Linked DNA regions of Homo sapiens: region 2 is linked to region 1. The links are chromatin loops, found by intact Hi-C in ENCODE. Cell type or tissue: endothelial cell of umbilical vein. All regions are shown on one strand. Links, peaks and the distances in the headings refer to the core of each region. The heading gives the core; the rest is flanking DNA. Region 1 holds the start of LOC105376437 (a long non-coding RNA gene). Region 2 has its middle 73 kb from the start of ST8SIA6.

The links. A loop is a pair of places that touch in the nucleus more often than their neighbours do. Peaks named below come from ENCODE experiments on the same cell type or tissue, not always from the same donor. Only the 100,000 strongest peaks of a DNase experiment are listed, where the experiment ranks them.
Region 2: a loop joins it to region 1, with 6 times the contacts of the local background. A loop is called at or near these places in 2 of 110 quality-filtered maps.

What each region holds. Positions count from the first base shown.
Region 1 is chr10:17,469,046-17,485,066 of GRCh38, reverse strand. It overlaps LOC105376437 (a long non-coding RNA gene), which reads left to right and starts at 12,080. Exons shown (of 3, transcript XR_930714.1): 1 at 12,080-12,154; 2 at 12,532-12,667; 3 at 13,201-13,428. RefSeq lists a silencer at 10,183-10,477. In endothelial cell of umbilical vein, for the core only: no CTCF peak of the experiment used is centred there; a DNase peak (open chromatin) is centred at 9,176.
Region 2 is chr10:17,519,241-17,535,261 of GRCh38, reverse strand. No RefSeq gene overlaps it. Among named protein-coding and RNA genes, the nearest start is that of ST8SIA6, 73 kb to the right of the region's middle. In endothelial cell of umbilical vein, for the core only: no CTCF peak of the experiment used is centred there; a DNase peak (open chromatin) is centred at 7,541; H3K27ac peaks cover 2,270 bases.

The sequences.
Region 1 (16,021 bases), core at 5,457-13,456:
TGTTGAATATGTTTTTGGAACAGCCATCTCTCTGTTGCCCAGCCTGGAGTGCACTGGCATGAACACGGTTCACTGCAGCCTCAAATTCCTGGGCTCAGGCGATCCTCCTGCCTCAGCCTCCCAATCTCTTAAATACTAAGGGATTAGTATTTAAATGGAGGAACTGAGTAAAGCAGATGGTTCTGCCCAATGAGGGCAGGCACCACCCAATGCGTTGAGGGCCTGAAGAGAACAGACAGGCAGAGGAAGAGGAATCCGCCCTTTTACTGCCTGACCACTGAGTTGGGACATCAATATTCTTCTCTTCTTGATGCTCCTGGTTCTCAGGCCTTCAGAGTCAGATTGGAATCTACACCATTAGCTCTCTGGCTCTTAGGCCTTCCAACTACACCACTGGCTTTCCTGGGTCTCCAGCTTGCAGAAGGGAGGAAATTTTCACCTCTATAATCACATGAGCCAGTATCTTATAATAAATCTAAAAAAAGATTTAGATTGATTCTTCTATCTAAATTGGTTCTGTTTCTCTGGAGAACCCTGACTAATGTGATATTTTAAGATATCAAAATTAATATAAAAATATCCATGATGAACAAAATATCAAAATTTTAGATAAGGCAGGCATGGTGGCATGTGCTGGTATTCCTAGCTCTGCAGGAGGCTGAGCTCAGCAGGAGCATCCCTTGAGCTCAGGAAGTCGAGGCTGCAGTGAGCTATGATCATGTCACTGCACTCCAGCCTGGGGACAGAGCGAGACACTGTTTAAAAAAAAAAAATTTCAGATAAAGTCAGAATCAGTCACAGTGCTGTGTTGAGCCAGATTTGCAGCCTGAGGCCAAAAGAAAAAAAAAATTCAGTCATAATGATCCTGGCTTTATTTAAAAATTGGATATTTGTCTATCGTGGGTCTTTTTGCATTAATTTTGATTTATTAAAATATTGTATGAAGGCCGGGCACCGTGGCTCACGCCTGTAATCCTAGCACTTTGAGAGGCCAATGCAGGAGGATTACTTGAGCTCAGGAGTTCGAGACCAGCCTGGGTAATATAATGAGACCCTTATTTCTACAAAAAATTTAAAAATTATCCAGTCATGATGATGCACACCTATAGTCCCAGCTACTTTGGAGGCTGAGGCAGGAAGATCGCTTCAGCCCAGGAGGACAAGGCTGCAGTGAGCCGTGTTCGTGCCACTCAACTCCAGCCTGGGGAACAGAGTGAGACTCTGTTTCAAAAACATACAAATATTGTATGAAAATACTATTTGTCTGGATCACCAAGTATTCTGGAGCACCCTTAAATTTTTATTTTATTTTTTATTTTAAGTTCCATTAGTTTCCTCCATGCATTCACCTTCTTACAGTCTGTTGTTCCTAAAAGCCCAAAGCCCTTTTCCTTTGTCTTGTCATTTCTCTGTAAAATGATTGTTCTTTTATTATAATGCTATATAAGCCCAGGTTCTAACCACCCCTATGAGTCCCTCATCACTAACTTCTCCTGTGTGTATGCAGGATGGACGTGTTAATAAACTTTTTGTTGTTGTTGTTATTTTGAGACAGTGTCTCACTCTGTTGCCCAGGCTGAAGTACAGTGTTGTGATCTCCGATCACTGCAACTTTTGCCTCCTGTGTTCAAGCAATTCTCGTGCCTCAGCCTCCTGAGTAGCTGGAATTTCAGGCATGCACCACCATCCCCAGCTACTTTTTGTATTTTTAGTAGAGACAGGGTTTCACCATGTTGTCCAGGCTGGTCTTGCACTACTGACTTGATCCACCCACCTCGGCCTCCCACGGTGTTAGGATTACAGGCGTGAGCCACCGTGCCTGGCCTTTCTCTTGTTCATCTGACTTTCAGCAGTCTGATTTGCAGGGATCCAGCTAATGAACCTAAGGTGAGTAGAGGAAGAAGGAATTCCCCATCACTCAGTCTACATTGTACTATCTCCTGAGTTCCCACCAGAAAACAAAGTTTTCATACCCATCATTTAATTATGCAAAACAAGCAAGCACCTTTGACTAAATTCTTCTCTCTATGACTTGCCCAACGACCCCTATTTTCTAAACCTAAAAAGTTCATCTAGGTGTTTTTTTTTCCAATGAATATCCCATTTTCTACAAAAATATGTAAGCAGATGCCTCCACTCTCTTAGAATGCAAAGCTTAGCTATCATTCTTTCCTAAATAACTAAGAATTTTATTTTTTTACATATGGATCTTGTATTTATTAACAGTTTACTGCTTGCGAGGAACTATGCTAGATACTTTTCAGATATTTTTATACATTTTCTGTTCTTGCAACTATGCAATATGGATATTATTGCCTCCATTTTATAGATGAGAAAATTGAGGCTTCAAGTATTTTGGATGTGAGGGGGATCTGGCTGTGGCATCTGTCACTCCCTTGATGGCCAGGGTTGATGTGGCTGATCTGGCTGGCTAGGTGGGTGTCCCCTTCCTCACTCACTGCCCCATGTGCATCCCTCCTGAAGCTGTGTGCTAGGTTGAAGAGGAAGACCAACCCCGATAGAGGAGGACAGGTCTTTGGTTAAGGGTACATGAGTAGCTGCATTCCCCTGCTAGAACCTGCAAACAGGCTATCAAGAATTGTAGTATTTTGCTTGAAGTCATATAGCTAGTAAGTTGGTGAATGAATTTGAATCAGATCTAACTTCCAAGTCTGGGCATTTGTCATGAGACTGCCTCGCCTCCCATAATTTAGCTTGCCCCCTCCCTCCCTTCTGCCTTCCCTTCCTCTCTTCCTCTCCCCTCTGCTCCCTCTTTGCTTCCTTTCTTCCTTCTTTAAACAAATATTCACTGTAAATGTGGCAGTGTTCTAGGTGCTGAGGATACAGCACAGAATAAACCAAGTCCCTGCCCTCATGAAGTTTATATTTGAGTTAGTGAAACCAACTTTGCAAAGATTATGACAGTGAGAGGAATCTAGTGTGGCTGACTCCGTCTTGCTTCTAGCCTCACAGGCCAGCTGTCCTCACTCAATTCTGGGCAGAGGCCAAACTAACCATGGGAGGAATTTAGTTTATAGTTTAACTTGGAAGGAAGGATGATAACAGACCCTCCCTAAAACTGATCCCCTCCTTGTTCAGGGACTGAAACTGCCTTTGTAAGGCTAATAAAAGGCCACAAGATTAAGATTACAAGAGGGCCTGAAATCTGCTAAAATGCGGGTGTAGTTTCTATGATCCTTTACTGCTCAGGCGTCATGTGGCCAGAGGTCACAAGAATCGTGACTTCCCCAGGTGCACCCATAGACAACATCACTATTGTAGAACCTAACATTTGTCTTTTGAGATGTTTTTCAGACTTTTGCATTCTGGCAACTGACTGACCCCACCTGGATTTGTGATTCATGACTCAAATGGGTCTGTGGCCCCTACTCAGAGATGGACTTAGTGCAGGAGGACTGTTTTCCACACCCCTATAGTTTCACCCACAACCAATCAGCAGTACCCATTCCCTGGCCCCTATCCACCAAATTATCCATAAAATCCCTAGCCCCTTAGTTCTCAGGGAGACTGATTTGAGTAATAACTCCAGTCCTTCCACTTGGAGACCTTGGGTTAATTAAACTCTTTCTCTACTGCAATACCACAGGTTAAGTGAAGTGGTTTTTCCTGTACATCAGTCAGGAAGAACTCACTGGGCAATTATATTAGGACTGAATGTAGAGACAGACAGTAAACAAATAAGCAAATGTGTATGTTTGTGTGTCAGATGGTGGTAAGTGTTGAAGCTCCCACCATCGTTCCTCCACCCACCAAAAAGGGCAACAAGATATGAGGAATAGGGGTGCTGGGCAGGAGGTTTGCTGCTTTATACAGGGCATGCATATATGCAGCACAAGACCCACACATTTACTATTTATTACAATTGAAAATCTCTCCATCAGCCTCTTTCCCACGTAAATCTTTACTAAAGTGAAAAATAATTTGTCATTTATGTCATTCTTTTTTCTGTATGCTCTAAATGCTTTTAATGAATATATAGCAATATTGCATGCTCTTCTGTTGAATGTTTCTCAGCTCTCATCAACACAGCTTGTTGGTAAGACAAAGCTGAGTTTACTGCTTACCACGCTCTGGGAGAATGCTCCCTTGGCAGAGTTTCTACAGGGTTTCAGGGAGAAAGGCAAGGTCAGATTTTATTGAGAATCGGAAGTTTGGTTTAAGGTGGGGCTTTCAAAGCAAGAGTTTGACTAAGATTGGGTCAGGATCATGTTTACCAATTTAGAGTTAGTGGAAGTAGCATGGCAAAGAATTTGAGGCAAGGGGTTCAAGAGTCTGACAGAATTGTAAACCAACAGTTGATGCTTCCCAGTGAAAAGCTGACAGATCTTTTGGGAACTTCCAGTAACGAACAATCAAGTCATTTCCGAGGGCAAGAGTACCCTGGAAGAGTCAAGTTATGCCAATCAAGTTATACTAATAAAGCTACAAAGACATCATAGTAAAGTCATGTTAATGTAAACTCTTTGAATATATAAATAGATGGCATGCATAGTAAAAGTGGAATAAAGCTTCATGCAATTCCTATAAACCATAACATAGATACGTTTTTAAATTCTTGATAAGTTGGTTTTGAGAACTGTATGAAATGTCATGATCAGAGATGACTCCAGTGTCAAATTTGTTTTCTCTATTTTCTGTTCTGAAACTTCCGAGGTGTTTTGACATCCATTGTTTTTGTCATCTGGATCCACAGTCTAAAATAGGACAAAAATTTTGTTTCTGACCCATTTTAAATCTGTACCGATAGATTATATGAACACATATTATTCTATTTGCTTAAACTGGCTGTGATACAAATAGGGATGATTCTAGGCCAAAATATTTGTTCTTTGCAACTTTGCAATTTGGCATTTGATTACCAGGTCTTCACTCCACTTTTTTCACTTTTCACACCTGGGCCCCAATTTTCCACAGTGCTTCATATAGACGTGCTTCTTTTATGATGGTGGCAGTGGTTAGAAAGAGGTGAGGAGGTGGAATGGAAAAGTCTTAGCTGGCAAGTTCCCCAAAATACTTTTTCAAACTCTCTGGCCAATTTGGAGAAGTGATCATCATTCATGGGTGGCAGACGGGGCCATTCATCCTCTTTGATGCATTTCAGTTTCAGCACAGCTGTCAGGCCAAGGAAGTTATAAATCTTCCTACATGTTAACATTCACATTTAATTAATACTGATAGGCAAAAGTGTCCCTAGAGGGAGATAATGCGATAGAGAGAAGGAAATTTGAGAAGCAGATAATAAAGGTAGTGTATGATAGTGTTATATCTGGATCAATCCAGTTTGATTACTAACAATATCACCTTCCGTTGATATTTGCTTTTTTTTTTTTTTTTTTAAGAAGTGGCTCTTCTGTCATTTGGATTTGGAGTTTTCTAATGCTTACTTTAAAAGATTAGATATCTCTCCCTTTTTTCTTTGGAAAAGGTAGGAGAACAAACTCAGACCCTTCCAATTTCTCATGCAAGATTTTAGAACTTTTATACCCATTCCTGACATCCATCAGTTTAATGGAAGCCCCAGACAGTTTCTTTTGGGCATCAGGGTATGACAATGTCCGGAGGCTATGATTTCTAAATGGTCCTTGGGCTCAGCCAAAGTCAAGTTGACTCAGCAGCCATGAGTTATGCAGACATTAATAGTCCTTTCACAATTTCACCCTGCATTTTTTACATGCTAAAAAGCAGCCTAGAGGATGACCTTCCCTTAGGTGCCTAAGGCAATCCCTATTTAGATAATGAACAACCATGCAAAGTTGGGGGAAAAAAAACAAAAACCACAGCATACCCAGAACAGTCCTATTTGGTTGTGTTCAATGTGTGATATGCTTCTGAGATGGGTGATGGGAGAGGAAGCCTCATTTAACCTCTCTTCTTACATGCATACTCTTAACCTTCAATCTACGGCCGATAGGGTGGCCTCCTAGGGAATTTCCAAATATTACCCTTCCCCAGGTCATGTTTTTCACCAGAGATGATCTCAGGGATTGTCTGAGTACCTTGTAGCCACCTACAGAGCGTGGAAAAGTGGTCAGGTAGTCCAGCAACGTTGCATCTGGATGAATTTACTTTCTTCTCCAGGCTCTAGTGAAGGTAACTTCCCTTCCTTCCAGATTAAAAGTCTGACTATTAATGCAACAATATTGCCAATTGTTAAGACTTCTTTTTATATTTATTTACTTCTAGAGATGGGGGGCAGGGGTCTCACTATGTTGCTCAGGTTGATCTTGAACTCCTAGGCTCAAGTGATCCTCCCATCTTGGCCTCTCAAAGTGCTGGGATTACAGGTGTGCATAACTCCACCCAGCCAAAGCCTCGTAAACAATTCCTGTATCTGATTTTTGGCTTTTCGTTAGGATGGTGAGCCAGGATGGGTTGCTGGCTTTCTTTTCCCAAATCAACCCTGGAGAATCTAGTAGTAAGACAGAAGCTTGGAGCTGAGAAACTAACATAAATATGGCATGAACATCCTGGGGAATGTGAACAGTGGGGTGAACTCCTGTGTGTGGATGGTGGGTGAAATGGGGGCCAGGCTGGAGCGACAGAGACAGCTTGAGGAGAAGGATCTCACAGGCACAGTGAGAGCACAGCTTGAAAAAAGCTTTAATGTTCTGCTGTTTCTTCTTTCTTCCAAGGTCTTGGGTTAATGGTTGCTACACTCTTCACTGCAGGAATCAGCCATTATAGCCTGGGTCTTCAGGTTAATATCAGAGCAGAACAAAAGCCTTCCAAGAATGAAGAGTTTATAACAGTATACGAAAAATGACTAGCCACACTCTGGCACTTTCTTCACCTCTGTCTCTCTAGGGCAAGTAGGTTGTAACTGAGGGAGACTATCTACTCAAAATGCCTATTCTTTTGAGGAGTTTAAAGATGAATTCTTGACTGGAACAGGTGCTCACCAAGCATGAAGCATGATGAATACATTAAATAAATAAACAGCAACAAAAACTCCCTCGCCTAGATGCCATAGTCACATTTCAGAACATCAAAGACAAAGAGAATTATAAGTTTCTGGAGATAAACAGCAGACCATCTACAGAGAAACAAAAATCAAACTTTTCAATAGCAATGCTGGTTACAAGAAAACAATGGCTTAGCATTTTAAAACAAAGAGAAATGAACTTTGAGCCAAGATTTTTATATCTAGCCATATGGCATTTAAACATGAGGGTATACATAAAAATTTAAGTACTTTCTCCAAGTGTGTGTTGTTTGTTCAACAGCAGTTCAGGATTAATGCGGCAATTTCATGGTATGGGGGCCTATTCTCCTACTATTATGTTGTTGTGTCATCCTGAGGTGCTGGCCTCATCTGTATGATCCACTATTGTTACTCTGGATACCACCATTATATCTGCATTTCAGCCACCAGAAACAAGGAACTGGAAGACATACCCATTTCTGATATGGGTGATGGGAAAGGAAGCTTCATTTAACCTCTCTTCTTACATGCATACTCTCTACCTCCAGAAGCAATCTACGGGATTCCTGATAGGGTGGCCCTTTTTAAAGTTACAAGCAAAAGATGATCACATCAACTTCTACTCATATCCCATTGACCAGAACTTAATTACGAGGTCATATCTAGCTGCAAGAGAGGATGGTAAAGGCAGTCTTAATTCTGGATGGATATAACTCTAGTTAAAATTCAGAGTTTCTGTAACAAAGTGAAAAAGTGAAAAAAGGAGATATTTTTCCTACCACTATATACCCCAAAACAAAAAAGTTCACTTTATAGTAGAGGAAAAGACAAGAATGTATGTCTCTAACACCGCTACTGCTTAACATAATCCCAGTGAATGCCATAAAAAAAAGAAAAACAAATGGTGTATAAAGCTTGGTCAAGAAAGAGATAGATAACATAATTTACCTAGGAATGGAATCAATAGATGAGCTACTAGAACAATGAAGGGAGTTGATCAAGGTTGCTGCATACATGATCAACATAAAAATCAGTAATTTTTAATGCTTGTATTAACTGTCTAGAAAATATAAGAAAAATAAGGCATGATTTACAATTTCAATAAAAACTAAAGGTATTTAGGAATTAACAAGGAATAAACCTTTTTTGAGAAAAAAATTTTCAACTGAACAAAGGACATAACAATTAATCCAACTAAATACGCTTTCAATGTCTCTGGATGGATGTTAATACCATAAAGTTGTCAATTCTTCTCAAATTAATCTATATAGTCAAGGAAATTTCAATGAAATTCGTGGTTAAATTTACTACAGAATTCATGTGAAAGACTAAAGGTCCACGAATGGTCAATTTGATCTTTACAAAAATGAGAAATGTGGCTGCTCCTGTTCTATCAGATACTAAGACATACTACAAAGCCTCACAGTGCTAGAAACAGTGTGATATTGGTAGACAGGCAGACAGTAAAACAATGGAACAGAACAGACAATTCAGCAACTTAATATATGATGAAGATGGCTCTACAGATTAATATGAAAGCATACATGTTAGCAGATGATGTTGGAAACACTGACTCCCATATAAAGAAAGTTGAAACTGATTCCTATGTACCACCTGCAAAGTTGGACTCCAGATAAAGACTTGGATATGAAAAATATACATATCAGATTTAATAGAAAATATAGCATGAGAATATCCCCTTACATGAGGGATAGGAAAAGGCTTCTTCTATTTTTGCAAAAGATGTATCATAAAGAAACAACTAAGGATTTCCATGCAATGAAAGATGCCACAGACAAGGTTAGAAGTGACAGATATTGAGAAATCATTGGCAAGGCCTAAAGCTGACAAGGAACCGAAACCTAGAAAACACAAGGAACTGGGGATTTCTGCACATCAACCAGAAGAAGGTAGGGACTCTGACAAAACAAAACAAAACAAAACAAAAAATCTAAGAATACAGATAGGTGATTTACAGAAGGGAAAATTCAAATAAAAGTTAACAAACAGAAGAGTTGCTCCAATATATTATTCCTCAGAATTGTAAGTCAACATACAATGAAGTATCATTTCCACACAATAGCCTGGCAAAGGATAGGGATGTGGAATTACAGGCACCCTCATGAATAGGCTGATGGAAGTATAAATTGGTATTGCAGTCTTGAACATCCGGGCAGGAAATCTTTAAACTGAGTATGCATATTTCTAGGATACAGGAATTCTCTTTCTTGGTATTTCTGGAAGGAATTCACACACAGGCCCACGTTGGAACAGGCTTACGGATATTCATCATAGCATTGTTTGTGGGAGTTAGAGGCCATCAGGGTACCTATCTCTGGGATAGAGGATTAGTGTAATGTTCTGTATGTCTGCTGTGGAACACAGGGCAGCCCTTAGAAGCAATGCACTGAATGTCCACACAGCAACATGGCTCATTCTCAAAGACAGAGTGCTGAGTAACAGTTGGAAGAAAGAATGCTACCTGTAGCTCAAGACCATTTACGTAATACAGTAAGAAATGCACACAAGACCAGGCGCGGTGGCTCATGCCTATAATCCCAGCACTTTGGGAGGCCGAGGTGGGAGGATTACCTGAGGTTGAGAGTTCGAGACCAGCCTGGCCAACATAGTGAAACCCCATCTCTACTAACAACACAAAACCTAGCCGGGTGTGGTGGCACACGCCTGTAATCCCAGCTAGTCGGGAGGCTGAGGCAGGAGAATTGCTTAAACCTGGGAGGCAGAGGTTGCAGTGAGCTGAGATTGTGCCACCACACTCCAACCTGGGCACCACCACACTCCAGCCTGGGCAACAGAGCAAAATTCCATCTCAAAAAAAGAAAAAAATAAATGCACACAAACCTAAAATAAACTTCTTGAAAGAATAAACACAGATGAGAGGATATGCATCAGAGGAATTAGAAATTTTGGTGTGGCAGGGAGGTTGGAGGAGTGGGAGTGGGAAAAGAATAACTAGAGAAAGGAGGGAGGAGTCCAGCACAGACCATTACTGAAAGCATTTTCTGTTTGTTTCCCTCCTGAAAACATTAGGATGGGTGAGCTCTTGGAGGGATCCTGGCTCTGAAGGCACCTAGGTGAGAATGGACGTGGGATAGTGTGAGGGCATGGATTTGAGGCTGGTGGACGGGTGAAGGGATGACTTAAAAGGTGATTTGCTACTGATAAGGATCCCAAAGAGGAGAAAATTAGAATCCAGATGAGTACAGCCTTCTTCCTAGCTTTGCCGGCTTTTCCTTGGGAAAGAACATAATATTTACATTGAAAAAAAAAAAAAAAACAAACCAAGTCCAAGTACAAACCACAGGGGGGCACTTTTCCCTCATTAAAATTGAAGAGCCAGCATCTTAGAAAAAGGAGTCCAGAGAACACGGTGGGAAGGCTCCGTCTCACATCACTGGGGAGTTTCTGGCTCCACAATTAATTGCCAACACCTGGGCTAATTTCCCCAGGTGTAATTTGTCTCCACAAGGGGCCAACCTTTAAAGTCTTACAATGCATGAAATATAGCAGAGAAAATACAGTTGAAAGAAAAAAAAATAGCCATTCAAACTTTAAAATCACCTGATTGAAATAAAATTAAATAGCATAATACTGGTGTAATGCTATATTTGTTTCTTCAGATTCCCCAGAAATGCTTTATAAGTCTATACTTTAAAAATATTTAAACTCTTCTCTCTTAAAAACCTTCGTAAATCCTAAAATATTAGTTTTGGAAAGCTCTGATTTATTTCTTCCTAAAGCTGGGATTTTGTTTCTAATTTTGCTCTTGAAAATGATTTCAAATTCACTGACAAATGAAATAAAATAACATAATGAAAATTTTTGGAGTATGGCTGTAACAAAAAGACCAACTTAGTAATATAACAGCTCTATAGAATATCATCTTACATAGAGACTTTAAAATACCGAAGTGTATATTATTTTATTTCTTACGAATAAAGGTAGTTGGGGCAGATGTATTATCCTGAATTCAAAAAAAGACAAGACTTTTAAGTGAAAATTTCAAGGGAAGTATTGGTATTTGCGGTAGACTTTGAAAAATGGGTAGACTTTATATGACGAAAAGGTCATTGAAGGCAGAGGGAACAATTTGAGCAAAAGTTCACGTATTAGTCCTTTTTCACATTGCTATAAAGAACTGCCCAAGACTGGGTAATTTATAAAGGAAAGAAGTTTAATTGACTCACAGTTTCACATGGCTGGGGAGGTCTCAGGAAACTTACGATCTTGGCAGAAGAGGAAGCAGGCACGTCTTACGTGGGGACCCACAAGAGAGCTCAGGAAAAACTACCATTTATAAAACCATCAGATCTCGTGAGAATTCAATCACTATCACAAGAACAGCATGAGGGAAACTGTCCTCGTAATCCAATCACCTTCCACTAGGTCCCTCCCTTTACACAGGAGGATTACAATTCAAGATAAAATCTGGGTGTGGACACAGAGCCAAACTCTATCAGTTGAGAAATGATAAACGTGAAGACATGTTTGGGAAATGGTGTTTCTATTTGTTAGGCTCTAAGACTGGTCATAACAAGAAACACCAATATAATACCTACTAAGCGCTTGGTACTATTCTAAGTGCCTAATATACATATATTAACTCAATCTTTACACAACCCTAACAGAACACTTTTCAAGTGAAGTAACTGACACATAAAAAGTTGATATCTGAGCTCACACAGATGTTGAACCTTGGTGTCCCGGTGCTGATAACAACAAGGGTATAGTTTGTAGTTTGGATATTGACTGTGGAGTTAATGCAGGACAGGTGAGCCGTCAAAGTGGCGCTAAGCCCACGAAGTTTCTTGGCTTCACCCAGGAAAGAAATCAAGGATGAGCCAGTAGAGTTAAGACAGCAATCTTTTAATTGGATGCTACTGCTCCCTATGGAGTAGAGCTAACTCACAAGCAGGGCACCACAATCAGCAACAGCCTGGGCTGTTGGCCACTGTATTCATACTCACGTGAGCCCACTTTCAGTTACATGCAAATTGAGGGGGAGTTACTTTGAACTTTTAGGAAATGAGGCAGTAACTTCCAGGTTGTTACCATGGAAAGGAGAAGTAATTTCCTGGGTTGTTGCCATGGCATTTGTAAACTGTCATGGCGCTGGGGGGAGTGTCTTGTGCTAATAAGCAATGAAGATAGCTGGTGATCACTTTCCTCATCTTCTGCTGGTTCCTGCTGGTTGGTTTCTTTCCTTTCTTTTTTTTTTTTTTTTTTTGCCTTTTCTTTTTTTGAGACAGGGTCCCACTCTGTTGCCCAGGCTGGACTACGGTGGCATGATCATAGCTCACTGCAGCCTTGATCTCCCAGGCTCTAGCAATCCTCCCACCTCAGTTTCCTGAGTAGTTGAGACCACAGGCACAAATCAACATGCCCAGCTAATTTTTGTAGAGACAGGGTCTTGCTATGTTGCCCAGGCTGGTCTTGAACTCCTGGGTTCAAGCCATCCTCCTGCTTCAGCCTCCCAAAGTGCTGAGGTTACAGGTGTGATCCCAGCCTAGTTTCTTCACTTCATCCTCTTGAGACTGGGAAATAAGTCCTACCCATCTCCTACTCAGTTTCATCTCAACTGCCTTGCAATGGAGAGAAACTGCAAATTTGTTCTTGGAACAGCAGCATGGCATGAGACCTACGTGTGACAACTCTGAAGAAAAATATTTTGGAAGTGCCATATAGGATCGATCAGGTTAGGAAGTAAGTGAAGTCAAGGGACCAGTTTCGATGCTAGAAGAGGGGAAGGTGGTGACAGAGAAAATATATTGAAGAGGTGAAAAGAGGGGGAGAAATTAAAGATAAAGATAAATCTAGGAAATCTAACCTGCGAGGCTTGACAGTGGCTCAATAGCATCATCATAGGAAATAGGCCAAGAGGAAGGTTTAGTTTGGGCAGGAGGAGCAGATAAGAACTTAAGTGAGGTGCTGGTGGGAAATCACAGTGGCGAGATATCCAGGAAGCTTCCAGAAACAGGAGTGTTTTCTGTTCATTAGAGAGGACAAAGCTGGAGGTCAAATTTAGGAGTCATCCAGTTAAGGAACAAGGAAGCCAATCCGTGCATGCGAAGTGTTCCCTGAGAATCACAGCAGAGGGACAGAACTCACAACTGGACCACAGAGAAAAGCATTTTAGCCTACATTTTTCAAAGGTTTTTGACTTTCTTCCACCCGCTAAATCCAGAGCCATATAACATACCCACGCCACTAACAAAGCCTTTAACTGATTATTACAGGACTCCACATCAGTTTAGGACAAGGCGGCTTCACCAGAGCCTCTGGAAAGGCCACTCTCAGATGCTGAGGCTGAAAATCTCTTGCTTCTGTGTTAAGAATGATTCTCTTTCTGCCTTCTACCACTTGCTCCTATGCTGTGAGTGGGTGTGGTGGGTGCACTTCTTATAGCTGTGGATCTTGATCAATAAGCTATTATTTTATGTTTTATTTATTTATTTTTTTGTACAGATGGGGTCTCGCTATGTATTCCAGGCTGGTTTTAAACTCCTGGCCTCAAATGATCCTTCCACCTTGGGTTCCCAAAGTGCTGGGATTACAGGCACGAGCTACTGTGCCTGGCCCCAGCTATTATTGTACACTTTCTGCTTTTTCTGTTCCTGAAAGAATACTGCAGATGAGGACATCACTGGAGAACTTGCCTCCTTTCCCCAATAAAAATGGAATTTAGTCTGGCTTGCCAGGGTTTCAGAAGCAGAAAATGTTATGGTCTGTGTGTTTATCATGCTGGTGAATTCCATAGATCTGCCATTTTCAAATTCAAGAAGCCTCCGAAATTAAAAAAAAACTCAAGATACTGTCTGGGCCAAGTGAAAACTTTCTCTTCACCCTCTGAAGGTTCACTGGAAATCACTGAAAAGAAGCAGATTAACGAGAAAAAGCATACACATTTATTTGATCTTAATTTTTTTTTTTTTTTTTTTTTGTGAGACAGAGTCTTGCTCTGTTGCCCAGGCTGGAGTGTAGTGGTATGATCTCGGCTCACTGCAAGCTCCGCCTCCCGAGTTCATGCCATTCTCTTGCCTCAGCCTCCCGAGTAGCTGGGACTACAGGTGCCCGCCCCCATGCCCGGCTAATTTTTTGTATTTTTAGTAGACACGGGGTTTCACCATGTTAGCCAGGATGGTCTCGATCTCCTGACTTCATGATCTGCCCGCATCAGCTTCCCAAAGTGCTGGGATTACAGGCGTGAGCCACCGCACCCGGCCTTGATCTTAGTTTTATGTGATGTGAATGCCTTTAGGTGAAGACCCAAAGATACAAAGGTAATTGTCAATTTTTTACTTAGGTGCAACAGAATATGAACAGCCATGTAGAAATAGGCTTGGACAAAAGGGTCTGATCTAATGTTAATGGACTGAGTGGGGAAACCCAGCAAGGACTTTCTATCTAGATTCTTCTTGGCCTCTCTGTGCAGCAATTTTTCCATCTGGGAATGGGGCACAACCCTCTCTGGAATGAGGGTCTTATGACCTATAGTCAATGTATTTGTCTGTTTTCCTGCTGCTGATAAAGACATACCCGAGACCAGGAAGAAAAATGGGTTTAATGGACTTACAGTTCTGCATGCCTGGGGAGGCCTCACAATCATGGTGAAGGCAAGGAGGAGCAAGTCACATCTTACATGGATGGCAGCAGGCAAAGAGAGAGAGCCAAGCAAAAAGGGGTTTCTCCTTATAAAAGCATCAGATCTCGTGAGACTTACTCACAACCATGAGAACAGTATGGGAGAAAGCACCCCCATGATTCAATTATCTCCCACCGGCTCCCTCCTACAACACGAAGGAATTATGGGAGTTACAATTCAAGATGAGATTTGGGTGGGGACACAGCCAACCGTATCAGTCAAACAAGGTAGATCAAATAATTTCCTTATGGCTTGTGGGTTATTTGTTTTGTTTCGTTTGAGACAGGGTTTTCCTCTGGCACCCAGGCTACGTACAGTAGCGCGATTACAGTTCACTGCAGCCTCAAATTCCTGGACCCAAGCAATTCTCTGGCCTTAGCCTCCTGAGTAGCTGGGATTACAAACTTGTACCACCATACCCATCTAATTTTTTAATTTTTTGTAGAGTCTGGGTCCCAGGCAGGTCTCAAACTCCTGGACTCAAGTGCTCCTCCCACCTTGGCACCCCAAAATGCTGGGATTGTTCAAGAGCCACCACATCCAGCCCTTATGGCTGGTTTTTACATGGAAACTTTGGGATGGGGGAGTTAGAATGATATTTTTAGGTTTTTTAGCTGGTTTGGGGGAAAAACATTTCTGGTTCTATGACCTGCCTTGGGGAAGAAAGATTCTAGTTTCCATGGCTAGCCTTGGGAGAGAATGGGATGAGAGACGGAGGGCAGGAAAAAGAAAAAAAATTTTTGCTTCTGAGACCTTCATTTTGAGGTATTATTTTCTGAGTCCCAACAATACTATGAAATTTATTTACATTTATGAGACATCATCATAATGCATATTTTGCCAATGAACTCCTAATCTGTGTCTTTAATATGTTATGGATCCATTCATTCTGCAAATGTTTTCTATCACCTACTTAAGTAACAGTGTGGTTCAAAGTGCTGGGGATACAGTGTGAAAAAGACAGTCAACATTCCTGTCCACTAAGAGTGTTGACTACCAAACAGGAAAACTGTGAGTTTGAATGTATTTCCTTAAATGAAAAGAACAATTAAAAAGAAAATAAGAAAAAAAAGGTAAATTTAAATTTCTTAAATATAGAGACAAGTAAAAATCAATTTAAAAAGCTTAATTGGTCATTCCTTTAAAAAAAGTATGGGAGAACTGTTACTTTTATGTGGGGCTCAAAATAAGTCATATTATTTCAATATCAGTATTGAAACATTATAAATTCTGAATATGTGTTTTATGTAAAAACGAATGGATGAGAAAAAGGCATGAGGAATTTTCCTTCCCTCGGGTGTCGATTAAAGTGCTGTTTGTTTCAGAGAGAAGGAATCTTCCTCTCCTAGGCTGGATAATATTCATCTGTTCAGCTCTGCTTAAACCTGATGACCAGCTCTATAAAAAGGCACATT
Region 2 (16,021 bases), core at 3,093-11,092, 53 kb before region 1:
GGGAGGGTGGGGTGTCAGAGGACACTGAGCCAGCACTGTGAGAATTGATTATAGAAATTGAGTTATTTTTGTCATACCCAACTAAATAAAAGTCAAGGGACCTGGGAGGGAAAAGCACTCAAGGCACATAGCACCTGCTTCAGGAATCATCCCCAAGCCCAGCTGCTGAAACGACCTGCTGTAACCCTTAGGTATGTTTTACCTGGTAGCTGCTGAAACGACCTGCCATGACCACCCTAAGACTAGTTTTACCTATTGTCGTCACTCACCAGTCAGGGCTTGCCAGCTCCTCAAAGCTCTAGTGCCAATGAGCTTTCTTCCAAAACAATACCTAACACTGAACTTTCTCATAAAACCTCCAATCTTCCCTTTGTTCTTCAAGCATACTGAAGACCTCCTCCGTCTCTGTGTATGCCCTCAATTGCAATTCTGTTTTCCCAAACAAGATGTTTTGTTTAGAGAATCATCTGTGTGTGTGTGTGTATATGTATATGTGTATGTCTATATGTATATACATATATATGTATATACATATATATGTATACATATATATGTATACATATATATACAGATGAATATATACAGATGAATACATATATATATTATACATATATACGCTTTTTTTTTTTTGAGATGGAGTCTCACTCTGTCACTCAGGCTGGAGTGCAGTGGCGTGATCCTGGCTCACTGCAAGCTCTGCCTCCCGGGTTCAAGCAATTCTGCCTCAGCCTCCCAAGTAGCTGGGATTACAGGCACCCACCACCATGCCTGGCTCATTTATGTATTTTTAGTAGAGATGGGGTTTCACCATGTTGGCCAGGCTGGTCTCAAACTCCTGATCTCAGGTGATCTGCCTGCCTCGGCCTATCAAAGTGCTGGGATTACAGCTGTGAGCCATTGTGCCCAGCCTCATCTGTATATTTTTATTTAACTTTGACAGGACACTGTAAAAATTTTCTCTGAAGTTCAGTAGCACCCCAGGGGCAGGGCAGTGGGACCAGTCAGCCCTGGGAACAGGCACTAAGAGGATGCATTGTCTGTAGAGAAGTGGAAAGCAAGGAGAAAAGTGACTGAAAGGGGTTTGGCTTTTTATCATCACCGTGGAGCAGCAATTTTATGTAAAATTGATAAAATATCCCACCCCCTCTTTTTTTATTGTTTTAGATTCTGAACAACCACGGTTTCCTGCTGAATTTTAGTGCTATATATGTATGTCTCAAATAAGAACATTTTAGCTTCTGTTTTCATACACACTGAAGTCTACATAGAAGTTAACTTGGAGAATGTCCAGTTACATAACCGCACACAGACTAAGATGCACGTGGACTCAGCTACACAATGATTGCTTTGAGACTCAGTTTGTCATGGTTTAGAATCATTGGCACTCACTTCAGGCGTGGTTTAGGCCTCCAAAACCTGTGATACTCATATGCATCCCTGTGTTTAAACAGTGGATTAAAAATTTAAAAAGACAGCACAGAGATTGTAAAGACAAAGAAACCAGAAATTGAATTGCTTCAATCTGTCATTCTATGTGACCACTTGACATTTTTAATTTTGTTTAAGATTTCTTGACTGTGGGTACATCTGACACCTGCTAGAATTTATCCTGAAGAAATAAACACATAGACATTATTGCAAGTTCTGGGATTTATTGTAAAATCTCTGCCAAACTTATCTTTGTCTTTAAAACTTTTCCAAACTATTCATGTATCTGTGGCTTTGTGGGAAACAAAGGCTTTCAAACGAAAGTGAATGAAGTGTACTTTGGTCATCGGTGAGCATACATACCTAGATTGAGAGACTCAGCCCACTGTTGCATGACCATATATACAGAAAAGATCAGGTTTTTTTGTTTTTGAGATGGAGAATCTTGCTCTGTTGCCCAGGCTGGAGTGCAGTTGTGCGATCTTGACTCACTGCAACCTCTGCCTCCTGGGTTCACGCCATTCTCCCGCTTCAGCCTCCCGGGTAGCTGGGATTACAGGTGCCCGCCACCATGCCTGGCTAATTTTTGTATTTTTAGTAGAGACCAGGTTTCGCCATGTTGGCCAGGCTGGTCTCAAACTCCTGACCTCCAGTGATCTGCCCACCTCAGCCTCCCAAAGTGCTGGGATTACAGGCGTGAGCCACTGCACCTGGCCAGAAAAGACCAGTTTTGATGAAGTCATTTAGACTTTAAAATAGAACACGTTATTGTTCATTACTGAGATTGAACATAGATAAAAATGTTTCCCCTCATTTTCAAGATAAAAATATAAATCCAATTAAAAAGAATTAATTCATTACCTTTTTCTTTTTTTGTATCATAATATTAATTTTAATTTTATTAACAATGTTTTTTCTGGCATAATCATACAGAGAGAGTTAAAATCAATTTTCACTGTGTTTATTTTCTGGCCATTATTATGATTTATTTCATTGCACGGCTATTACTAAAAATAATTTTGGCCTCTTGGGGGTGGGTGGGCTAACAATGATATGCTGTTGATGTCAAATATGCTAAGTATGCCACTGCTGAAAGACTCAGCGTTTGAGTTTAGTGATAAAGTGACAAGAGGAAGAAGAAGTATTATAGAAAAGAGAAAAGTAGAAGAGGATTAGTGGTGACTCTGTGATTCCGAGTCCTTGTTTTGTTCAGAGAGTGGCTGCCTATGTGAATTGAAAGAGTCTACCTTCAGCACCATTTTGGTTTCAGGAGTGAGAGGAAAGCCATTGTTTCTTCCATTTGTTGGCCATTCCTTTAACGGGAAAGAAAGCTTTTAATTACACAATCAGAACCATAAGGCATATGGCCGGGCGCAGTGGCTCACACCTGTAATCCCAGCACTTTGGGAGGCCGAGGTGGGTGCATCACATGCGGTCAGGAGTTCGAGACCAGCCTATCCAACATGGTGAAACCCCGTCTCTATTAAAAAAATACAAAAGTTAGCCAGGCGTGGTGGCACACGCCTGTAATCCCAGCTACTTGGGAGGCTGAGGCAGGAGAAATGCTTGAACCAAGGAGGCGGAGGTTGCAGTGAGCCGAGATTGTGCCATTGCACTCTAGCCTGGACAAGAAGAGCAAAACTCCATCTCAAAAATAAATAAATAAATAAATAAATAAATATAAGGCATAAAATGTGGATGCCTTCCATTTCCTTAACAAATATTTTTAACTGTCTAATATATGATAATGTTCTCATCGCTGAAATCCAGCAATGAACCAAACAAAGCCCTGTCTTTAGAGAACTTACATTCTACTGGGGAAGACAGACAATGTAAAAATCAAGTAAGAAATAATGTAGTAACTCAGAATAGGGTAAGTGTGAAAAAAGAAAAATAGAGCAGGAAGGGAGATGGGAATGAGGGGGAGAATATATATATATATACATATTAATACTTTAGTGAGGTATGATTTATACATGTTAAAATGCATAAATCTTAAGTGTACAGCTTGAGATACGTCTACACACACACGCACAGACACAAGTGTGATCTCCATTCACATCAAAATATAAGATAGTTCCATTATCTCAGAAAATTATCTCGTGCCCTTTTGTCATCAGTGCCCACACCCTACATGCAACTTCTCTTCCGATTTCCAACAGCAGAGATTAGTATTACATATTCTTGAACGTCACATGAAATCTTACAATATGTACTTTTTTTGTGTCTGGCTTCTTTCAATCACCATAAATAATATTTTCACGACTCATTCATGTTCTAACGTGTATCTGTTGTTTGTTCTTTTTATCACTGAATAGTATTCCATTGTGTGAATAGACCATAATTAGTTTATGCATTCTCTTGTTGATGGACAATTGAGTTATGTCCACTTTTGACCTATCATGAATAAAGCTTTAATCAGTATTTCTGGAAAAGTCTTTTAGTGGACACACTTACCTGTTTCCCTTGGTTAGGAGTAGAATCTGTGGGTCACAGGTAACTCTGTGTTTAACTTTATCAGCAATTGCCAGTTTTTTCAAAGAGGTTGTACTATTTTACACTCACATCAGCAATATAATTCCACTGCCTCCCACCTACCCCAACATCTGCCGGGCTTGCACTGAATCTAAATATTAGTTTAGGGAGAACTGAAATCTTAATACCCCTAAGCTAGTCCATTCCATGAAGATTGTATATCACTCTTATTATGTCTCCTTTATCTCAGCAATGTTTTTAATTTTTAGGTTTGAGTACTCTCCACTCAAAAGTATTTAATGTCATTTATTCTAAGTGGTAACTTAAAAAAATTTAATTTTCTAATTGTTTTTTGTTGGTATATACAGATATAATTGATTTTTCTGCATTGCCCTTGTAACCCACAATCATGCTAAACTCAAATTAGTTCTAGGAACTTGTTGGTTCCTTAGGATTTCTATGTACAAAGCGATGTTATCTTTGAATAACAGTCTAAATTATTTCTTTCCAATTTTTATTATCTCTTTTTGGTGCCTTATTGCACTGGCTACAACCACTAGTACAATATTGAACAGAAGTGGTAAGAGTAGACATCGTTACTGTATTTCTGACTTAGGAGGACAACATTCAACAGTCTATTATTAAGAATGATAGTAGCTGCACGTTTTTTGTTGCCACGTTTTATCCAGTTGAGAAAATTCCCTCTATTATTGGTTTGTGGGTATCATGGAGTAGTATCCCATCCTGTGAATATAGCATAATTAGTTTATATATTCTCTTGTTGATGGACAATTGACTTTTATCTATGACCCAGTATTGACTTTTTTGTTTGTCTGTTTGTTTTTATTTTGAGATAGAGTCTTGCTCTGTTGCCCAGGCTGGAGTGCAGAGGCTGGATCTTGGCTCACTGCAACCTCCACCAGTTGGCCAGGCTGGTCGCGGACTCCTGACCTCAAGTGAGCCACCTGCCTCAGCCTCCCAAAGTGCTGGGATTACAGGCGTAAGCCACCGCACCTTCCCAGTATTGACTTTTATCTAGAGCTTTATTTTCAGATACTGAGATAATTGAATGTTTTGCCTCTTTATTCTGCTAATGTGGTGAATTACATTGTGTTAGTCCATTTGTGCTGCTATAACAGAATACCACAGACTGGGTAATTTATAAAGAATAGAAATTTATTCTCCCAGTTCTGTAGGCTGGGAAGTTCAAGATGAAAGCACTGTTCTTTCAGGGTGGAAGGTGAAAGCGTGAGGAAAAGGGAACCCACTCCAGCAAGCCCGTTTAATAGCAGCATTAATTCATTCATGAGGGTGGAAGCACCATGTCCTAAATACCTCCCATCAGGCCCCAGTTCTCAGTACTATTGCATTGGGGGTAAAATTTCCAATACATGAATTTTTGAGGAACCATTAAAATCATAGCTGTTAAAGTATTTTTCTATCCTAGAATAAATTGTCCTTTTTGTTGACATATTATCCTTTTTATAATATTACCAAATTTGACTTGTTTATATTTTATTAAGGATTTTTGTGTTTATATTTATGAGGACTCTTAGTCTGTAGTTTTCCTGTAATGTCCTTTCACCAATGTTATATTGGCCTTATAAAATGAGTTGAGGCCGGGCACAGTGGCTCACGCCTGTAATCCCAGCACTTTGGGAGGCCGAGGCAGGCAGATCACTTGAGGTCAGGAGTTTGAGACCAGCCTGGCCAACGTAGTGAAACCTCGTCTTTACTAAAAATACAAAAATTAGCCGGGCATGGTGGCAGACACCTGTAATCCCAGCTACTCGGGAAGCTGAGACATGAGAATTGCTTGTACCTGGGAGGTGGAGTTTGCAGTGAGCTGAGATCACACCCCTGTACTACAGCCTGGGCAACAGAGTGAGACTCAGTTTCAAAAAAAAAAAGAGTTGGAAAATGTTCTGTCTTCCTTTTTACACAAAAAGCTTGTGTTCTGTCTCCCTTTTTACACAAAAAGCTTGTGTATTATTGTGATTACGTCTTCCTTAAAAGTTAACTAGGATTCACCAGTGAAATCTGGGCCTGGAATTTTCTTTAAATTAGGCATTGGCCCTTAGTATTTCCTTAATGTCATAGGATCCAGAATGCTGTCCTTTTATTCATTCATGATATTTGTTATAAGTGTTTTTTCTCTTTCTTTTTTTTCCTAAGGATTACTGGTTTTACTAATCTTTCCAAAAACCAACTTTGGTTTTGTTGATTTTCTCCATGTTTTGTCTTTTTTTATTTCATGAGTTTCCTCCTTCATCTATTATTTCCATGCTTTAGTTTCTGTGGGTTTATTTTGCTGTTTGGATTCTAGCTTTTTGAAGTGAAAGTTTAGATCATTGACTTTGAATATTCTCTTTCTAATATGTGCATTTAAAACTAAATAACTTTTCTTCTAAGCGCTGCTTTAGTTGCAGACTATAGATTTTGATGTATCATTTTTATTATCATTTGGCTCAAAACATTTTCTAATTTCCAGTGTGATTTCGTCTTTGATCCATGGTTTACTGAGAAGTGTACTATATCATTTTCAGTTATCTGGGGGGTTTCCTGGTTACTGTATTGTTATTTAGTTCTGGTTTGATTTCCTTGTGACCCACTTCCATAGGCACACTTCATGTCTTTTTCAAGGTAAAGTGCCGTATTTCTTGTAATATCCTTCCTAACCATTTAACATATGGAAAACTGTGCTGCTCTTTTAATTAGGTTACTATTTTTTTAAGGTGTCACTGGCAAAGTATTTGAGTATTGTGCCCCAATGCTACTTTTTCCATAAACTCTGTGGTTTTTATAAGGTCATTTTGAATAGCATGGTGGGTTTTAGTAATGATCATGTTGCACCATGGCAAAACTGACTGGTTTGAGAGAGAAGTTGAGGTTTAACGGATTATGCTGATGAATGGACCATAAGTTTCAATGAACACAGTGGAGGGGGATTTTTGGGAGATAAAGAGCAGTTACAGGGAAGGACAGAAAAGCCATAGGCAGAACTGTAATCTTTTTTTTTTTTAAGACAGTCTCACTCTGTCATCCAGGCTGGAGTATGATGGTGTCATCTCATCTCACTTCAACCTCCACTTCCCAGATTCAAGTGATTCTCCTGCCTCAGCCTCCCAAATAGCTGGGATTATAGGCACATGCCACCACATCTAGCTAGTTTTTTGTATTTTTAGTAGAGACAAGGTTTCACCATGTTGGCCAGGCTGGTCTCGAACTCCTCACCTCAAGTGATCCACCCACCTCGGCCTCTCAAAGTGCTGGGATTACAGGTATGAGCCATCATGTCTGGCCAGAACTATAATCTAATAATCATTAGAACGCAAGATATAAGAAGTGATCTGGGAGTCAGGAGCTGCTGGGACTGAACTAGAGGCAAAGGGTAAAATGGGATTAGTACTGTGGTCTCAAGGTCGACAGTGGCTGCAGGCTGTGAGTGCTGGAGTCAGGAGGGCTGAAGTTCTGGACCCTCATTATTTCTGCCTAAGAAAGCGAGGAAGTATGGAAGTAAGGGGGTCAGTGTAGGTGGGCTTTCTCTAGGCACAAGGGACTCCTTGAGTTAACATTTGTGAGTACTTTAAAGATGAAAATGAAGCAATACTTGGTGTTTGTTTGGATAGGGGCAGGGGATTTAAGAAAAGGAAATGACTATGCCAGAAAATATGGGGTGGGGTGAGGCTGGAGGAACTTAAGCCAGCACAGGAGAAAGAACATAACAAAAGAAGGACATTTGAGACTCAATCGAAACAATTTCAGGGCCTTCCCAGTTTTGTGTTGCTTTATTTTCAGTATCTGAGCAGGAATTGTGATGGATACTTGGCATTACTTCTGTCAAAACTGTCAGGCACTTTATAAAATCGTTTGAGAATGGATGATAACTCTTTGGATAGAAAACATCCTTATTATATTTTAAAGATAAAGTTAACGTTCTTCCACCAAAAAGGTGAGTAAAGAGCTAAAAAGTAACGCAAGAAGAGGATCTCTTTCTCCGCCGAAACCTATTACTCTACCTTTAATATTTTAGTGTATTTCCTTCAAATATTTTCTGTTTCATACTGGTCCACTGGTATGAGTGAACCATAGACTAAAACCAAGAGAGCGTATACTCATTGTTATTTTTTAATTAACTAATTAATTTATTTTTAGACACGGGGTCTTGCTATGTTGCCCAGGCTAGATTGAAACTCCAGGGCCTAAGCGATCCTCCTGCCTCAGCCTCCTGAGTAGCTGGGACTACAGGCATGTGCCACCATGTCCAGCTGTTAATCATTTTTAAAACATTTCTTTCTGGTTTTAAAAATGTGCATCTCCTATTCACAATAGCAAAGACATGGAATCAACCTAAATACCCATCAATGATAGACTCGATAAAGAAAGTGTGGTACATATATACCATGGAATACTATGAAGCCATAAAAAGGAATGACATCATGTCCTTTGCAGGGACATGGATGGAGCTGGAGGCCATTATCCTTAGCAAACTAACACAGACAGAAAACCAAATACCACATGTTCTCACTTACAAGTGGGAGCTAAATGATGAGAACACACAGACACAAAAAGGGGAACAACACACACTGGGGCCCATCAGAGGTTGGATGGTAGAAGGAGGAAGAGGATCAGGAAAGATAACTAACGGGTACTAGGCTTGATATGTGGGTGATAAATAATCTGTATAACAAACCCCCATGACACAAGTTTACCTATGTAACAAACCTGTACTTGTACCCCTACACTTAAAAATAAAAGCTAAAAAAATAAGTGCATCTCAACATAAAAGTCAGGGAATATAGAAAAGTACAAAAGAAATTAAGACTGGTAAGAATTTCACCACCCAGAGGCTTATGTGTTTTCTTGAAGTCTATCTTATTTATTTATTTATGGTTCAACACCATAGTATCCCATTGTATTAGTCTGTTCTCATGCTGCTAATAAAGACATACCCAAGACTGCGTAATACATAAAGAAAAAGAGGTTTAATGGACTCACAGTTCCACATGGCTGGGGAGGCCTCACAATCACGGCAGAAGGCAAAGGAGGAACAAAGCCATGTCTTACGTGGTGGCAGGCAAGAGAGCTTGTGCAGGGGAACACCCATTTACAAAACCATCAGATCTTGTGAGACTTACCCACTATCACGAGAACAGCATGGGGAAAAACCCACCCCCATGATTCAGTTACCTCCCACTGGGTTCCTTCCATGACATGTGGGGATCATGGGAACTACTGTTCAAGATGAGATTTGTGTGGGGACACAGCCAAACCATATCAACCATGTGCAGTAGTTTTAAAGTATAGTTACCATAGGTCTATTCACAGGTTCAACATCAGCATTTCTCAAACTGTGGCCAGTGGACCAGCTACATCAGAAACTCCTTGAGCTTGCTGAAATCCTGATTTTTGTGCCCCATCTCAGAACCACTGAATGAAAGTCTCTGCGGGCGGCGGTAGGCCCTGGAGCTGGTATTTCTACAAACTTCTTAGCTCTTTCTCACAGTAAAGTTTGAAAATAGGATCTAGGTGGATCCTATATATATATATAGGAATCATCCTATATATATATAGGATCCACCTAGCCAATATAAGCCAATATAAAGAGGAACTTAGGTGCAGATGTCTGGCTTATTAGCCTTCTCCAGTAAAAAGAATTGAATCATTGAGGTCATTCAAAAGTGATCCAACTATCACTTGAGGTCAGGAGTTCGAGACCAGCCTGGCCAACATGGCAAAACCCCGTCTCTACTAAAAATACAAAAATTAGCTGGACTCAGTGGCACATGCCTGTAATCCCAGCTTCTCAGGAGGCTGAGGCAGGAGAATCATTTGAACCTGGGAGGTGGGGGCTGCAGTGAGCCGAGATCACACCACTGCACTCCAGCCTGGGTGACACAGTGAGACTCCATCACAGAAAAAAAAAGAAAAAAAAATGTTCACTAGGGGTGGAAGATATGACTCAAAATATTCCCATGCTTAGGAAAAAAACGTAATGATACAACTCAGATCTGAGCTGTAAAGGAAGCATCATTTTAATACACTGTAAATGAAATTTAACCTAAACTAAGTCATTTTTGTTTTGTTTTTAATTGACAAAACATCAATAACAACAAAACACAAAAAATAAAACCAAAAGTGATTAAACTAAAATTTATTCAGCCATAATGTGCCAGGTATTTTACATATGGAATCCAAATTTCCCCATGACTCTGAGTACAAATTTAGTGATATTAAAGATCTTATTTCATGAATTCATGCCCCTAAACTGATAGCACAGTCCAGCTTCAAACCTACCCAGTCAGCTCTGAGACCCTGTGCTGACATCTCCCTTGAGTTTTCTAGAAGCACTTGAGGATCGCGCTTTATTACTTCTGCTGATATTTCCCTTACTTACTTACTGTCTCTCTCTCCTTCCTAGTTCCACAGGTACCTCCATCTCCCTTACACAATCCCACTGGCACCCATTATATTATATGAAGAAATTAAATCGTTTTTATATTGCAACCTAGTTATTAGAGAACACATATTATTATGTATTAAAATGCTAATTCAGGTTTTTAAAATAAAGTATTTCGCTTTCACAAACTAAATTTAAACATACAAATTCTCTGATATTAAGGAAGAGGCATAGCAGTTTGGAGTATGTTCTGGTACTTAAATGGTTTTGCCTTTATTTTTTTACAAAAAAGACTGTGTTTGTCCATGCTTTCATATTTACTCATGTTATTTTATTTATATAGGTTTGACCGGGCATGGTGGCTCACGCCTCTAATCACAGCACTTTGGGAGGCCAAGGTGGGCAGATCACAAGGTCAGGAGTTCGAGATTAGCCTGACCAACATGGTGAAACCCCGTCTGTACTAAAAATACAAAAAAAAAAAAAAAAAAAATTAGCCAGGAATGGTGGCAGTCGCCTGTAATCTCAGCTACTCGGGGGCTGAGGCAGGAGAATTGCTTGAACCCGGGAGGCGGAGGATGCAATGAGCCGAGATTGCACCACTGCACTCCAGCCTGGGTGACAGTACAAGACTCCATCTCAAAAGAAAAAAAAAAAAAAGAACTCTATTTATATAGGTTTATTGCAAATAACATATTCATTCATTTTTGTCAACAAATATTGTTAGAAGGCTTCCTATGTGCAATTCCCGCAAGCATTGCAGATACCCCCACGGGCATGGAATTGCAGAGCAGTGGTGGAATAAACATCAAACAAACCATTACATAAGCAACCTTTAGCAACACGCATGGTCGCGGAGGAAAATGCAGGGTGTGACATATAATGGTACCATTGTTCTAGAATTGCAGGTTGGGAAACTTGTGGAAATTTCCTCAAGTGGAGGCAATAAAGGATGAATTAGAGTTAGCATCATAAACGGTGGAAGAAAAACTATTTCAGGCAGGGAAACTGAATGTACAAAGCCACAGAGACAGGAAAGAGTTTAGGGCATTTGGATAAAAAGAAGCCTACAGTGGCTAAAGCTAAGTGCAGGGGCCCCATTGGGCAGACCATGCAGCCTTTGTTGAGGATTTGGGGTATTTTCCTAAGATGAATAAAAAGCCTTTAGAGGATTTTAGGCAGGGTGGTGCCATGATCAGATGTGTAGTTTGAGATCACCCCGGATGCTCTGTGGAAAATGGGACAGGGTGGGGAGGCATGTAGCTCCAGTCTGAGTCCGAAAGCCCAAGAACCATGAAAACCAATGGTGTAAGTTCCAGGCCAAAGGCCAGCAGGCTTAAGATCCAAGGAAAGCTGAGGTTTCAGTTTGAGTCCTAATGCAGGAAAAGACTGATGTCCTATCTAGGGCATTCAGGCAGGAGGAATTCTCTCTTACTCACAAGACGGTTGGACTTTTTGTTCTATTCAAGCCTTCAACTGATTGGATGAGGTCCACCCACATGAGGCAGGGCAATCTGCTTTGGTCAATATGCCTATTGAAACATTAATCTCACCCGGAATCACCCTCACAGAGATACCCAGAGTTGTTTGACCAAATATCTGGGCACCCTGTGACCCAGGCAAGTGGATACACAAAAGTAACTGTGGTTACACCTTGTATAATAATTAACTCAAGATGGATTAAAGACTTAAATGTAAAACCCAAAACCATAAAAACCCTAGAAGAAAACCTAGGCAATGTCATTCAGGACAGAGGCATGGGCAAAGACTTCATGACTAAAATACCAAAACAACAGCAACAAAAGCCAAAATTGACGAATGGCATCTAACTAAAGAGCTGCTGCACAGCAAAAGAAACTAGCATCAGAGTGAACAGGCAACCTACAGAATGGGAGAAAATTTTTGCAATCTATCCATCTTACAAAGGTCTAATATCCAGAATCTACAAGGAACTTAAGCAAATTTACAAGAAAAAAACAACCCCATCAAAAAGTGGGCAAAGGATATGAACAGACACTTCTCAAAAGAAGGCATTTATGCGGCCAACAAACATATGAAAAAAAGCTCATCATCACTGATCATTAGAGAAATGCAAACCAAAACTACAGTGAGATACTATCTCATGCCAGTCAGAATGGAAATTATTAAAAAGTCAAGAAATAGATGCTGGCGAGGCTGTGGAGAAACAGGAACACTTTTACACTGTTGGTGGGAAAATAAATTAGTTTAACCATTGTGGAAGACAGTGTGGCGATTCCTCAAGGATCTAGAACCAGAAATACCATTTGACCCAGCAATCCCATCACTGTGTATATACCCAAAGGAATATAAATCATTGTACTGTAAAGACACATGCACTCGTATGTTTATTGCAGCACTATTTACAATAGCAAAGACTTGGAACCAACCCAAATGCCCATCAATGATAGACTGGATAAAGAAAATCTGGTACATATATACCATGGAATACTATGCAGCCATAAAAAAGAATGAGATCATGTCTTTTGCAGGGACATGCATGAAGCTAGAAGCCATGATCCTCAGCAAACTAGCACAGGAACAGAAAACCAAACACCGCATGTTCTCACTCATAAGTGTGAGTTGAACAATGAGAAAACATAGACACAGGGAGGGGACAGCACACACTGGGGCCCATCAGTGGGTAGGGGTCAAGGGGAGGGAGAGCATTAGGTCAAATAAAATACCTAATGCACGTGGGGCTTGAAACCTAGATGATGGGTTGGTAGGTGCAGCAAACCACCAAGGCACATGTATACCTATGTAAGAAACCTATACATTCTGCACATGTATCCCAGAATTTAAAGTAAAATTAAAAAAAAAAAGTAACCACACCTCTCGCCTATAATCCCAGCACTTTGGGAACTAAGGTGGGCGGATCCCTTGATGCCAGGCGTTTGAGACCAGCGTGGCCAACATGGTGAAACCTCGTCTCTACTAAAAATACAAAAATTAGCTGCACGTGGTGGTGCATGCCTGTAATCCCAGCTACTTGGGAGGCTGAAGCAGGAGAATCTCTTGAACCTTGGAGGTGGAGATTGCAGTGAACCGAGATTGCACCACTGTATTCCAGCCTGGGCAACAGAGTGAGGCCCTGTCTCAACAAAATAAAATAAAATTTAAAAGAGGTACCATCATACAACTACTCCTAAAAAGAAGAGAGGGTGAAGGCTGGAAGTAGTGTGGTGATGGGGAGTAATGAATGCTTTTGACAAATGAGTAAGAGGCAGAAATGACAGATTTGGATATGAATGAGGGAGAAGGAGGAGTAAGAACTACCGGCAACTTGTAGGATAATTAACTGGGTGAATGACAGTGCCTTTTGTTGGGAGAGAGCGTGTGTGTTCTAGGAGGAAGATTGTGAGTCCACTCTGGACTCACTATGTCAGCAGGACATGCAAGGAGAGCAATATTAAGTAGACAGTGTAGAGTGAGGAGCGTGGGCTGAGCTGTTGCTGTATAAAATGTTTTGTCTTTGATTGAATCTGGGCAGACTAATTTTTTGGAACTAAAAGCATTACTTCCAGACCTCCACTGACTTTTCTGCTCAATTTATTTTATGGTGATTGCAGCCTCCAAATGGATTTAGAAAGAAAGGAGCTGGTTGAAGAGGTGCAGTGAAGGTGAGCAAAGACTGATAGCATCATGAGTATCTCAAAAGTCTACACATGCAGAACAGGAACAGCTGCTCAGTCTTCTCCATGGCCCAGGTCTTATATATCAGACCTGGAAAATAATACTGGAGCAGGAAGAGAGTCTTTCCCTATTCTCTTCAGTTAGTCAGGCTCATTTTGTTTGCAATTCTCTTGGACTTATATTAAGTTGAAATGATCCCCAATACTAGATTTTCCTGGTGGTACTTTTTTTTTTTTTTTCTGTTGTTGCATACCATATTTTAATGGAAGTTCAAAATGCTATACCAGAAGTTACTAGACAAAAACCATTTCAAACTGGTGGTTAAAATTCTTTCTTTCTTTCTTTCTTTCTCTTTCTTTCTTTCTTTCTTTCTTTCTTTCTTTCTTTCTTTCTTTCTTTCTTTCTTCTTTTTTTCTTTCTTTCTTTTTTTTTTTTTTTGTCTTAGTTTCACTCTTGTTGCCCAGGCTGGAGTGCAATGACGCGATCTTTGCTCACTGCAACCTCCATCTCCTGGGTTCAAGCGATTTTCCTGCCTCAGCCTCCCAAGTAGCTGGGATTACAGGCACCAGCCACCACACCTGGCTAATTTTAAATTTCTTGCTTTCTGATTAAAAAATAATAATAATTGGATTTAGTTGAGTCTACATAAACAATATGTTGTTTAGGATATTTCCTTTTAAATATAATCAGAAATGTATAAAAATGGTACTTTATTACATTAAATAATTTCCCCCATTTTTAAAAATTTTTATTTTTAGTAGAGACGAGGTCTCACTATGTTGCCCAGGCTGGTCTCAAATTCCTGAGCTCAAGCAATCCTCCCACCTCAGCCTCCCATAGTGCTGGGATTACAGGTATGCGTCACCATGCCCAGACTCCCCCAATTTTTAAAGGCAGAAAATTGAAAGTGATGATAGGAACTGAACAAGTCCTTTAGTTTTTAAAATTTATATTTGAATAGATCAATAGTTAACATTAATGGGGCATTTTGTTTTATCTCATTGAATGATTTAGGACCCAGAATAAAAAATATAATGATAATATAATGGACCATTATGTTTCTTTCCAGTCAGGGAATATGGTATTACATTTTAAAAATAAGGGTCATGGTATTTACAGAGCAGCAAGAGAACTATATCCTTACCTAAGGATTTAAAATATATATATTATTTAGGCTCTTGTTCTTTCCTGCATATCAAGAGTACTCAAGATAGCCTTCAGTTTAATTCATAATTAAGTTACTAACTAATTCAGTCAGTTGGAAGATGGAAAAAGATAACATAAAGCTGAAATAAATTGAATCAGGGTTTCTTTAATGAAAAGCACAGTAGACCCTTGCACTTCATTCATTTCTTTTGTTTCCCTGGGCTCCTAACCTTATGAACACTTAAAGGAATATATTTTAACTGTAATGTGTAAAACATGTTAGGGTGTCAACAGAACATAAACACTATTTTGACCAAATATCAAGTTATCAAGTTAGTCTTTTCAGTACAAACATAAGGCCATCTTTTATAGTTTTCTTTTGTGCTGGTAAAAGCCTTTCTTCCTTCCCTCCCTTCCCTTCCTCCCTCCCTCCTTCCCTCCCTCCCTTTCTGCCTTCCTTCCTTCCTTTCTTCCTCCATCCCTCCCTTCCTCCTTCCCTCCCTCCTTCCCTCCTTCCTCCCTTCCTCATTTCCTCCCTTCCTTTGTTCCCTCCTTCCTCTCTTTCTCCCTCCCTTGGCCTCCTTTTCACACCCCCTTCTCTCTCCCCCTTCCTCTCTCCTTTGCATTCTTTCTTTCAACAAAGCACTAGACAAAACCATTTTCCCAAAATATGTCATGTCTTAGTCCATTTCTGCTGCTATGACAAAATACCTTAGACTTAGGTAATTTATAAATAATAGAAACTTATTGCTTACATTTCTGGAACCTAGGAAGTCCAAGATCTAGGTGCTAGCAGATTCAGTGTCCGGCAAGGCCTCGCTCTCTGCTTCCAAGATGGCGCCTTGTTGCTGCATCCTTCAGAGGGAACAAATGCAATGTTTTCAAATAGTAGAAGAGATGGAAGGGAAAAAGGGACAA